Linked DNA regions of Homo sapiens: region 2 is linked to region 1. Evidence: chromatin loops called from intact Hi-C (ENCODE). Cell type or tissue: CD4-positive, alpha-beta T cell. All regions are shown on one strand. Links, peaks and the distances in the headings refer to the core of each region. The heading gives the core; the rest is flanking DNA.

Evidence for each region. A loop is a pair of places that touch in the nucleus more often than their neighbours do. Peaks named below come from ENCODE experiments on the same cell type or tissue, not always from the same donor. Only the 100,000 strongest peaks of a DNase experiment are listed, where the experiment ranks them.
Region 2: it touches region 1 in a loop (7-fold over the local background); 15 of 110 quality-filtered maps call a loop at or near these places.

The regions. Positions count from the first base shown.
Region 1 is chr3:12,132,202-12,137,578 of GRCh38, forward strand. The region is part of intron 1 of SYN2 (synapsin II); the gene reads left to right. Among named protein-coding and RNA genes, the nearest start is that of TIMP4, 24 kb to the right of the region's middle. RefSeq lists a silencer at 2,888-3,182. In CD4-positive, alpha-beta T cell, for the core only: CTCF peaks have their summits at 3,006 (motif pointing right) and 3,209; a DNase peak (open chromatin) is centred at 3,020.
Region 2 is chr3:12,889,113-12,894,489 of GRCh38, forward strand. The region is part of intron 4 of LOC105376956 (a long non-coding RNA gene); the gene reads left to right. Among named protein-coding and RNA genes, the nearest start is that of LINC02022, 6.6 kb to the left of the region's middle. In CD4-positive, alpha-beta T cell, for the core only: a CTCF peak has its summit at 3,053; a DNase peak (open chromatin) is centred at 3,029; H3K27me3 peaks cover 473 bases.

The sequences.
Region 1 (5,377 bases), core at 108-5,107:
CTGTGTTCAGTAACTCTATAAACATTTCATGTGTCAAACAGTAGGACAGGCTTTGGTAACACAAAATGAGTAGAGCAGAGTCCTCACCTAAGGAAGTATATGGTCTCTAAACTTGATCATCAAAAGAGTTGGAATTTAATTTGACTAGCTCTGCCACCTTCTAACTGCTACCTTTAAGCAAGTCAGTTAATTCATCTGAGCCTCATTTTTCTATAAAACCAGTAACATTAAGATGACATTCTTGTAAGAGGCATATTGTGAGGATTAATTTGGGTGATCTGAGATGAGTGATTTGATTTGTGTAGGGTCACTCAGTGTTTGTTTTTTCTTTCCCTCCTCCTCCACACCCATGTGTTGCCTTTGTATCTTTACAGACTGAAGACGACTCATTATTTTAGCTTTACTAAAATCAGAGTCATTTCATTTTGTTCTGTTTTTCTCTGGACCATTTCTACTTTCATCATGTCACTTTTGTCCAGATAAGTGGACCTAATATGCTGTATCATAAATAGGAAAGCATTACAGCTTGTACAAGATGGGGTTAGGGCATGAGTAGCCCTTTATGTTGGGTTTCCATAAGCTTTCTAGTGATAACTAACATTTTTTTACCTTTCATTCTATCTTTTTGGTTTTTGCCTGTTACAGCTCACAGGACTGTCTTCAGGAAACAATTTTCTGTCATTCCAGGTTCCTTTACCAGATTGTAGTTGAGCATTCCAGTTCATGATCCTCTGATAAGATTATTTCCCCTGAATGTGTTTTCTTACACTTAGGCACATTAAAACTCCTCTGCCACTTTTCTGCCCACGTCCACATCTTCTTTCAGTTTACCCCTAATCATCTTGGCATTTTAATCCCTGGAAGAGCTGAATGCCATCTGTAACCTTGGCAATTTCCCCATGCACTCTCTTCCACATCATTTATATGAATGTTAACTAAGACACCATGCAGCTTGCTCTCTATCTAAGAAGTGCCTTACTTGCAGAGCATTTGATATAACAATTTAATCAGTGAATTAATATCAAGGACCAGCCACAGAATGTTGCCTTTATCTGGGAAAGTATTCATGTCTTCCTGTTCTTTGTTTCTTATTCTGAACCAAACCAATGATCCATAACAGAAATTTCTCCAGGTACTGAAAGTTTTATGGTCCATAAATTAGATAACAAATCCAAATTTGAGTTGAGAACCCCTTCAATGTAAAGCCTGACTGTTTGAGGTCTTATTTATGTCTCTGTTCCAGAACATCTACAGTGGGAGTTCTATAAAGTGTTATGTCATTTCATTAAATCTGATTTTTTAAATGTCGTTGTCATTTCCCAGCTAGCTACTAAGCTCCTAGACCTAATCAATCAAGTGATTAATTGAATTGTCAGGTGAATGCTGTGCAATAGGTATTGGCCTGCCAAGTGCCAGTAAAATAGAAAATTCTGAAGTCTAATTACTACACTGGCTTCTGAAATGATCTTAAGCACTGATTCATTCCCTTCAGTCTTCTCCACATTCCAGAGAAAGCAGCCTCTCAGATCTTAGGCATATCTGACTGTATGATCTCTCTGCTTAAAATCTTTCAGTATTTTCTGAGACAGTTGGGAAAACTTGAATACAGACTCAGTAAAGATGTTAATAAAATTAATTTTGTTTGGTGAGACAATGGCATGGCACTTATATTTTAAAAGTCATTATCCTAGAATATTGGCAAATTAATACAGATGAAGTAGATTAGAGATTACCTGGGACTGAGGGGAGAGGGGAATGGGCACTTATTGCTTATTGGCTACAGAGTTTTTGTTTGGGATGATGAAAAGTTTTGAAAAATAGATAGTGGTGGTGGTTGCACGACATTGTGAATACCATTGAAGTGTATACGTAAAAGTGGTTAAAATGGAAAATGTTGTTATGTCTGTTTTGCCACTGTAAATCATAAAAATAACAGTCATTAACAGAATGCTTAAAAATTGACAGGATAAATGACATGATGTTTGGGACTTACTTTAAAATACTCAAACCGTAGTCTCAACAACAAAAACAGTGAGGGTAATAGATGAAAAAGATTGGTAAAATGTTGATGATTATTGTGGATATTTCTGCAGTGAAAAGTTGTAAAAAATCATTTGGAGATTAGCCCTCAAGTTCCAGAGACTCCACCTGACATTTAAAGCCCTTTGCTCTGCCACTTCCCTGCCTTGGGAACCTCTGGTCTTCACTGTTCAGCCAGCAGTGTGCTGGGCCCCTGTAGTGCCCAGAGCCTCACCCAAGCTTCTGTGCGTTTGCCCTTACATTTCAATTCTGCATCTTCCTTCCTATGTGGCTAATTCCTACTCATTCTTTAAGACTCAGTTCAGTCTCTTTGGAGCATTCATGGACTTCTCCAGGCAGGGAGAATGGCTCCCTCCTTTGGGTTCCCATAATGCTGTGCTTGTATGTCTACTGCAGTTGATACCCTGAATTATAATCTTTTATTTTTGTTTCTGTCTCTCCACTGACTTATGAGGTAGAGGAAACTTGCTTTCCACTGTACATCCTCCTGGACTATATGAAACTTTTATTATTGTTTTAGTTGTGTGCTTAAATTTTTTTTTAAAGGAAAAGATTAAAAGGTAGAAATGTGAGTGCTAGATGTAAATCTGAAGAGTTGAGTGGGAACTTAGCAGTGACCCCCATGTAGATATTGGCGTCCTTTTGTAGACTCTGCTTTCTGTACTTTGTTATCACTAATGGTTGCCAATTTTTATAGTTCCAGCACCTACCACTGGATGCTCAGTAAATTTTTGCTGAATTTAGTGACAAACCACGGCGTTTCTTTCTACAAGTTGCAAAAGCCAGCTATCCAGCTTCTTTGAGGGAGGGAAGTGGATGCATACTTGTTAGAAGAGACAGTTAATGTTTGGGTATGGTTTTTCAGAGCAGCAAATAAGCAGCTGGAGGGATACCCCTGTGCCAGTAGAGTCTGTGGCTATTCAGCCAGTGCAGTGAGTGGTGAGCTGTGACTGCAATCAGCTGCAGTACTCATCTTGCCAGTGGGTGGCGGCCGGCGCTCACAAACTTGCACCAGGACAGGAAGGCATGATTTTTACCCTAACAGTGTAGGTGGGGAAATAGGAATCTCCTACTATTTCTAGTTTATTTTCTAACTTCTTGAAGCCTTCAGATGTTTGGTTGAAAGAACAAGGCCTGAGTCAGAGTCAGTAAGAGCTAGAAACTAGCACCTTGTTAAAGGTAAATGTCTAGACCAGTGCTAGATATTTACTAGGTGCTGGACTGTTTACAGAGCTCTGGGAAGTCTTTTCCTCCCTAAATGCCTTCTGGAGTATGTGAATCCATCTTCAGTGCTGTCATCTTCTAGCCTGAGATTTGATCCTTATGCAAATTCCAGTCATCCTGGGAGGATTTATACTCTAGGCTCTTTCAGGTCCATTAGCTCCAATATAGACAGAGATTGAAAACAGATTTTCATGTGGAGGAGGAGAGGAAGGAAAGAACTTGACCCTCAGGATTGACACATGTGAGAAGAAGATGGCAGGGCCTGCAGAAATAGGCTCTGTCCTGAGGGTGCTGTCTTCTGGTTTTCTCCAGTGGTCCAGCCCAAACCACCACTCCTAACATCCCAGTCAATAAGCAAGTCCTGATTGTGAGGCCACTAAGTCACAGCTCTGTGAAGGATTTGGAAATTTATGGATATAATGATTATATTTGTACAGGCCTAGAGCATATAATCAAACAATAAGACATAATCAGTATTTAAAATCAAAAATTTTCTGAAAAATCCAAGACTCACATATGGATCATCCCTGCTCTGAAGCATTGTTACATAATCTAGTGGTCTGAGGCGTAGGTGGGGGAGCAGTGTCTGATTATTAGACAACCGACTTTGAAAGGTGGTATCAGATGATGATGCTGTGAGCCAAATATCATGAGCAGACAATAAATGTGATGAAAGTTCAGAAAAGGAAGAAGCCATGTTGGCTGTAGTCATATTAAAATAGCATAAATGTTTGCTGCTTTTTGCTAACAGTGCTTCATATTTGCATAAATTTCAGCATTTCCAAAACTTTCATGTCATCTGATTTCATTAAATCTTCACAACCACCTGTGAGCCAAACATTATTAAATGAGGTAAAATACATAAAACACTTAGAATAGTGCCTAGTACATCACAGGTGTTCACTATTAAGATCACCATTAGCCCTATTTTATAAATGACACAACTAAGACTCAGAGACGCATTATTTGCCCAAAGTCACACAGCTGAAAAGTGGTAGAAGTAGGCCTGAACCTAGCTTCCCTGGCTTCTATTTCTAGAACTCTTTCTCCATTATCCAATGCATAAAAGAGGGCGTATTTAAGCTAGGCTTGCCTGGGTTGGGCCAAGTTTTGTGGGGGCGTTAGGAGAGAAGTCTCTGAAATCATATTCCTCAGCCTCACAAGCCCTAGTTGTTAGGTGGATGGGAATTGATGAAGGTATTCACTTCCTTGAGTAACAAGAGTTAAATCTAGAAGCTTCTGCTCATTTTAGCAATAAGGGGAGATGGTTCATTACCTGGTCCATCAAGGAAGCTGCAAGCCATTAAACTTACATAGATCCTCAGCTGCTAGGCTTGTTAAGAAAAATGTTACAATAGGGGGAAATTGACAACACAGGCACTACAGATATTTTTAGTCTGTGTTTCAAGGATGTACATGTTGGGTTCTGTTTAGGATTGAGCACAAGGGGATGAATTTAGATTTATGTGACAAGACTGCCAATCAGAAAGTTCATATTGGTGGGGCATGGTGACTCACTCCTATCATCCCAGCACTTTCAGAGTCCAAGGCAGGAGGATTGCTTGAGCCCAGGGGTTCAAGAACAGCCTGGACAACATAGTGAAACCTTGTCTGTACAAAAAAAATTTAAAAATTAGCCTGGCGTGGTGGCATGTGCCTGTAGTTCCAGTTACTCTGGAGGCTGAGGCAGGAGGATCACTGGAGCTCAGGCAGTCGAGGCTACAGTGAGCTATGATTGCACCACTGCACTCTAGCCCGCGCAACAGAGCAAGATCCTGTCTCAAAAAAAAAAAAAAAAAAGTCCGTACTGGGCATCTTATCTGTTCCTATCTTATGCAAGGGACTGTGTGGGAAAACTAAGGGAAGTAGAGTAGTTTTCCCAGACTTTCAAATGCTGGTAAGAGTGGTATCATCTTTTTCTTGGGTGGGGGACAGTTTGGGAATATTAGTAAAAACCGTAACTGTGTCTGTTCCTTGTACCAGCACTTCTGTCATAAATTATTCATCCTGTGGATATATTTTTAAATGTAAGCCATTGTAGCACTGTTTGTAATACCAAAAGCAAGAAACTAGAAATCTAATGTGCTCACCAATATATAATGCCAATGCCAAT
Region 2 (5,377 bases), core at 64-5,063, 760 kb after region 1:
TGGAGGTTGCGGTGAGCTGAGATGGCACCATTGCACTCCAGCCTGGGTGACGAGTGAATCTCCGTCTCAAAAAAGAAAAGACAAGAAAAAGCATTGGGAAGTTTTCCTTCCTTTGCTGTGATCAGAAACAGTTGTAACAGTGAGATTATCTGGTTGTGAAGGTCAGAAGAATTCCCTGTGAAACAAAATGGGCTAGTTAAGCCGTTAATTACATTTTCTATTTCTCTCATGGGAATTTGTTTAAGATTTCTTTTTCTCCTGAGTCACTTTTGGCTAATTATTCATTTCAAATTTATTTGCATAAAGTCGTTCAAAGTATCATCACTCTAAACATTTTTTCCACTTCAATATTCAGTCCTGTGTTGGTTTCTCATTTTTGGTGTTTCGTTTTCTTGTCACCTTGATTTGGTTAGCTAGAGGTTTGTCTACTTTCTTTTTTCTTTTCCAAGACCAGCTTTTTGTTCATAAGCTTTACTATTTCTTTGTTCTGATTTTTTTTTTTTTTTTTTTTTTTTTTGAGGAGGAGTCTCACTCTGTCTCCCAGGCTGAAGTGCAGTGGTGCTATCTCAGCTCACTGCAACCTCCACCTCCCAGGTTCAATCGATTCTCCTGCCTCAGCTTCCCAAGTAGCTGGGATCACAGGTGTGAGCCACCATGCCCGGCTAATTTTTGTAGTTTTAGCAGAGATGGGGTTTCACCATGTTGGCCAAGCTGGTCTCGAACTCCTGGTCTCAAAGCAGTGTGCCTGCCTCAGCCTCTCAAAGTGCTGAGATTACAGGCATTAGCTGCCACACCCAGCCTTGCTTGTTATTTTGCAACTGTTTCTCCTTTGTTTACTTTAATCTTTTCCTAATTTTGCATTTGATGTTTCTTTTTCATTTTGGATGTAATTTTCTTTGCCTCATTGCTTTAATTGCATCATGGATTCTGATACAAGGTGTTACCATTTTGAACAAATTCTATGGTTGTGGTTTGTATTTGTCCTCTGACCCAAGAGTAATTTAATAGAGTTAGTAACATTTCCAGTAGGGAATTTTTGAGTCTTTAATTTCTAGTTTTACTGTACTGTGATTAGAGAATATGTTTAGATTCTCTCTGCTTTGTGGAATTACTGAAGTTTCCTTTGTGTCTTAATATGTGGCAAGTTTCCATAAACGTTTCAAGGGAGGTTGGAAAGGTGTTTTCTCTGTTATTGAAGCGCAATGCTTGGTATCATATCCATGAGAAACTGAAGGCTTCTAGATAATTTCATTTTGGCCTCTTAACCTGTCTTGGATTCAGAGTGGCAATGTTAACCTTTATGAATGTGTTTTTTTATTCCTACCTATCCTGCAGTTTCCGTTTTTTGAAGACTGCTGTTTTATGTGGTGCATAGATACTCCTGTCATGTCTACATTGGGAATTGCAGCTTCTAGCATTATCAAGTCACTTTCTCATGCATTGTTTTTAAGGCTGATTTCTACCCTGTCACACATCAAGACTGTAACTTGCTTCCTCGTCTAATTTGGCTTCATAGCTTGTACCCCTCCATGCACGTCTTTATGGGTAGCCTTTAGCCTTTCTGAATTTTTGTCTTAGGTGTCCCTCTAGAGTATTGGCAGAGAGTTGGTGGGTTTTGCTTTGTGGTCTGGGGTAGATGGAATGTATTTGTAGTCTATACCCTAGCTATGACTCACTTTATGGCAGGGAACACTTCTCCACCCTCTGACGCTGGGCTGGGCATGGAGCAAAGTGGTCAATGGGATTGTGGTGCACCTGGCGTGAGCAAAGGTGTGCTATGTGCTTGGGGCCAGGCTCATGCTCCTGCACTCCAGCCTATTGCCATGACCAGGACAGGCCTCGACCGGTGGGGTCAGGAGAATGAGGGATATGTGGAGCAGTCCTAGACCCCCTATGGCTCAGACTGACCCAGTTCTAGACCAGGGGAACCCCGTGCATCTGCAGATGGGGGCTGAGAAATCAGTGCTTGTTTCCTGCACACTTTGGGGTTGCCAGAGAACTAGGGTGGCGGTAGCTTATGGATACAAGGTCTTCAAAGACCTTTCTCTTAGCAGGGGAGCTAGGTATACTTGCATTTTGATGTAGCTGGTGTCTTTGGTTTGTTCTGGAAGGTTGTTTGCCGTTGTGAATTCACTATGTGGAGTATGGCGTCCTCGTGTGGCTTTCATTCTGAAGACTGGTCTGTTCCACTCTCCCTTTTTGGCTTGGTTATTTTTTTTTTTCTGTATTTAGGAAGGCTTTATTTTTGTTCTGGAGCTGTATTAGTCAGTGTTCTCCAGAGAAAACTGAACAAATAGGACAAACACACACACTCACACACTCATGAGGGGATTTATTGTGGGAATTGATTGGTTCATGCCCTTCAGGAGGCCAGGAAGCCCCAGGATATGCCAGTGGCAAGCTGGAAAACCGGAAAGCCCATGGTGCAATTCAGTTCGAGTCCAAAGGCCTAAGAACCAGAACAGCTGGTGGTGTCCCTCTCAGTCCCAGGCCACAGGCCTGAGAACCTGGGGGCTTCTGGTTTAAGACATGGGGTCCAGAGGCCCAAGAACCTGGAGTTCTCATACGCAAGGGCAGGAGAAGGTGGATGTCCCAGGTCAAGCATAGAACAAATTTCCCCTCCTTCCTCCTGTTGGTTGTATCTGGGCCTCAGCAGATTGAAGCAGGCTTGCTCACACTGGCGCGGGTGGCCCTCAGTCAGTCCACTGGGTCAAGTGCTCATCTCTTCCAGAACCCCCCCACAGAAACACGAGAAATCACGTTCTCCCTGCTCCCTGGACATCCCTTAGCCTAGTCAAGCTGACTGCTAAAATGAGCCATCACAAGGGCTGCCTTGGTAATAGTGACTTCTGCTAATGCCCACGGTGCCCGCTTTTCCTAACTGGCCTTGTGCTATCATTGAGCACTGTCAGCTGCAATAAAATCACCCGACTCTCACCTGCTAACAGTGCAGCAGCGGATCGGCTGACTGCCTTTCCCTTTCTCTTCCTTCTCTTCCAGTTTTTTGAATGCGTGGGTGCTTTTCTGGGTTTGGTAGTGCAATCATGCCCTCTTGCGCTGCTAAGGTGAATTGCAGTTCCCGTAATAAAAGATACTTTTAGGTGGGCTTGGTGAATCTTTGACAGCATCTCTGTGATGAGGCCCCCCTCTTAGCTGCTTCTTTCTTGCCCTTCATCACCAAAGCTCCCGGACACCCTTGCGAGGTGCTTCTGGCCCGATGGCCTGTCCAAGTGCTTCCTGTAGCTCTTGCTTAGCAGGCTGCCTTTCTCCTCTCAGGGCGGCTCCCTCCTCCTGCTCTGTGCATCGCGCCTCCACAGGGACCACCCATTTCCTCCGGCTGTGCATCCCCCACTGGCTGCCCCTGGCACCCACCCAGGACCTCCACGGGGACCCCCTCATTCCTTTCCGCTGTGTACCCCCCACCCCTGCACCCCCCCCAGGACCTCCACAGGGACCTTCTATCCCCTCCAGCTGTGCACCCCCCCCACCCCACCCAGGACCTCCAAGGGGACCCTCACCTCCTCCAGCTACACATGCCCCCCTGCCCCTGCATCCCACCCAGGACCTCCATGGGGACTCCCCACCCCGTCCATCTGTGCAGCCCCCTGCCCTTGCACCCTACCCAGAACCTCCATGAGGACCCCCTCAATCCCCTCCCACTGTGCATCCTCCCCTGCCCCTGCACCCCCCCACAACCTCCACAGGGACTCCCCACCCTCTCCTGCTGTGCAACCCCCACCCCTGTACCCCCCTGACAACCTCCACAGGGACCCTCCACCCTCTCCCATTGTGCACCCCCCCACCCCTTCACCCCACCCACAACCTCCACAGGGACCCCCACCCTCTCCCACTGTGTACCCCCCTGTACCCCACCCACAACCTCCACAGAGACTCTCCACCCTCTCCCACTGTGCACCCCCCCAACCCCTGCACCCCACGCACAACCTCCACAGGGACTCCCCACCCTCTCCCGCTGTGTACCCCCCTGCCCCTGCATCTCACCGGCAAGTGATTCTACATCAACTCTGCTGCTCTAAGATGTTGATTTTCCCACTGACCTTTAAGTGAATTTTGTGGTTCTTGCTCTTTCCCAAACACAGTGTAGGTCTGACAGCTATAGGTGACTGTTTCTTTGCTTTGGAGACTTGGTCTTGCGCTGTGGCCCAGGCTGGAGTGCAGTGGGGTGATCATGGCTCATGTAGCCTTGACCTCACTGGTTAAAGCAATCCTCCTACCTCAGCCTCCAGAGTAGCTGGGAACACAGGCAGGCACCACCATGCCTGGTTAATGTTTTGATATTGTAGAGATGGAGGTCTCACTATGTTGCTCAGGCTGGGATTACAGGGGTGAGTCACAGCATGTGGCCCCTCCTTGTTCTTTGAAAAGTTCTCAGAGGGTGTGAGAAGAGATTCCAATTCAGGTATTATCCTCTGGTATTTTCATTTTAGAATGTGTTCTTCCCTATTAACTACATAGAAAATGACAAAGTGCTTCAGGTCCTACGTATCAGATTTAATTGGAACACTTTACTGTGGAGGTGGGGGTGGGGTGTGGTTAGGAATAATAGACAAGAAAAGCTTTCCCTGAGGGCCTTGAAAGTCCTGAAGCTCCACGTTAGAAATGAGGGTGGGTGATCTTCACCCCATGCCTACAAGCAGCAGCCGCCAGGTCTTTATCACAGGCCTGCTCTGGGCTGAGCGGTGAGATGGGGTCTCTTGAAAAGTGGGCACTGAACTGAATGCACTGAGCTAAGAGGCATCTCAGGGGATACCTGGCCTCCAGCAGCACCAAAACGGGGTCCATGGTCATCCCAGGGACTCAGCATTGTGGTCGAACCATGGTGTCCCCCTCTCCAGGCTCCAGTCCTCGCCAGAATCACCAACTCTGCCAGAAACTCGATTATTTCTTTCCGTTTGTTCCTTGTTTGCCAACACAACACTGTCTGCATGGCAACACGTTATGGGACATCCGTAAGGTGGAATGTTATGCAGACGTTATAAATTGTCGAGTCTTCCACTGCCTCATCACAGTGGATTAAGGGAAAAAGAATAGCATTTACACACACACACACTGTTACTAAACTGTATTCTGTAGAGTGCACAGGCTGTTGTTCAGAGATTTATTCATATATGCACACCATCTTTTCCAAAGGCTCTAAAAGGTCCAGCAGAAAGAAACGCATTGAACTGCGTGCAATGCATCGTTCCCTAGAGGTGTGTGACCGATGACACTTTCCACGTGGGGCACCAAGCAACACTGACAGTACCGTTTGGGAAGCACTTCAGAGATGTAAACTAGGTGACTGAGAAATATGTATGGAGGGACGGTGGAAGAACAGTTGGCCACATACTCAATTATACGTGATTTGAGGTAGTGA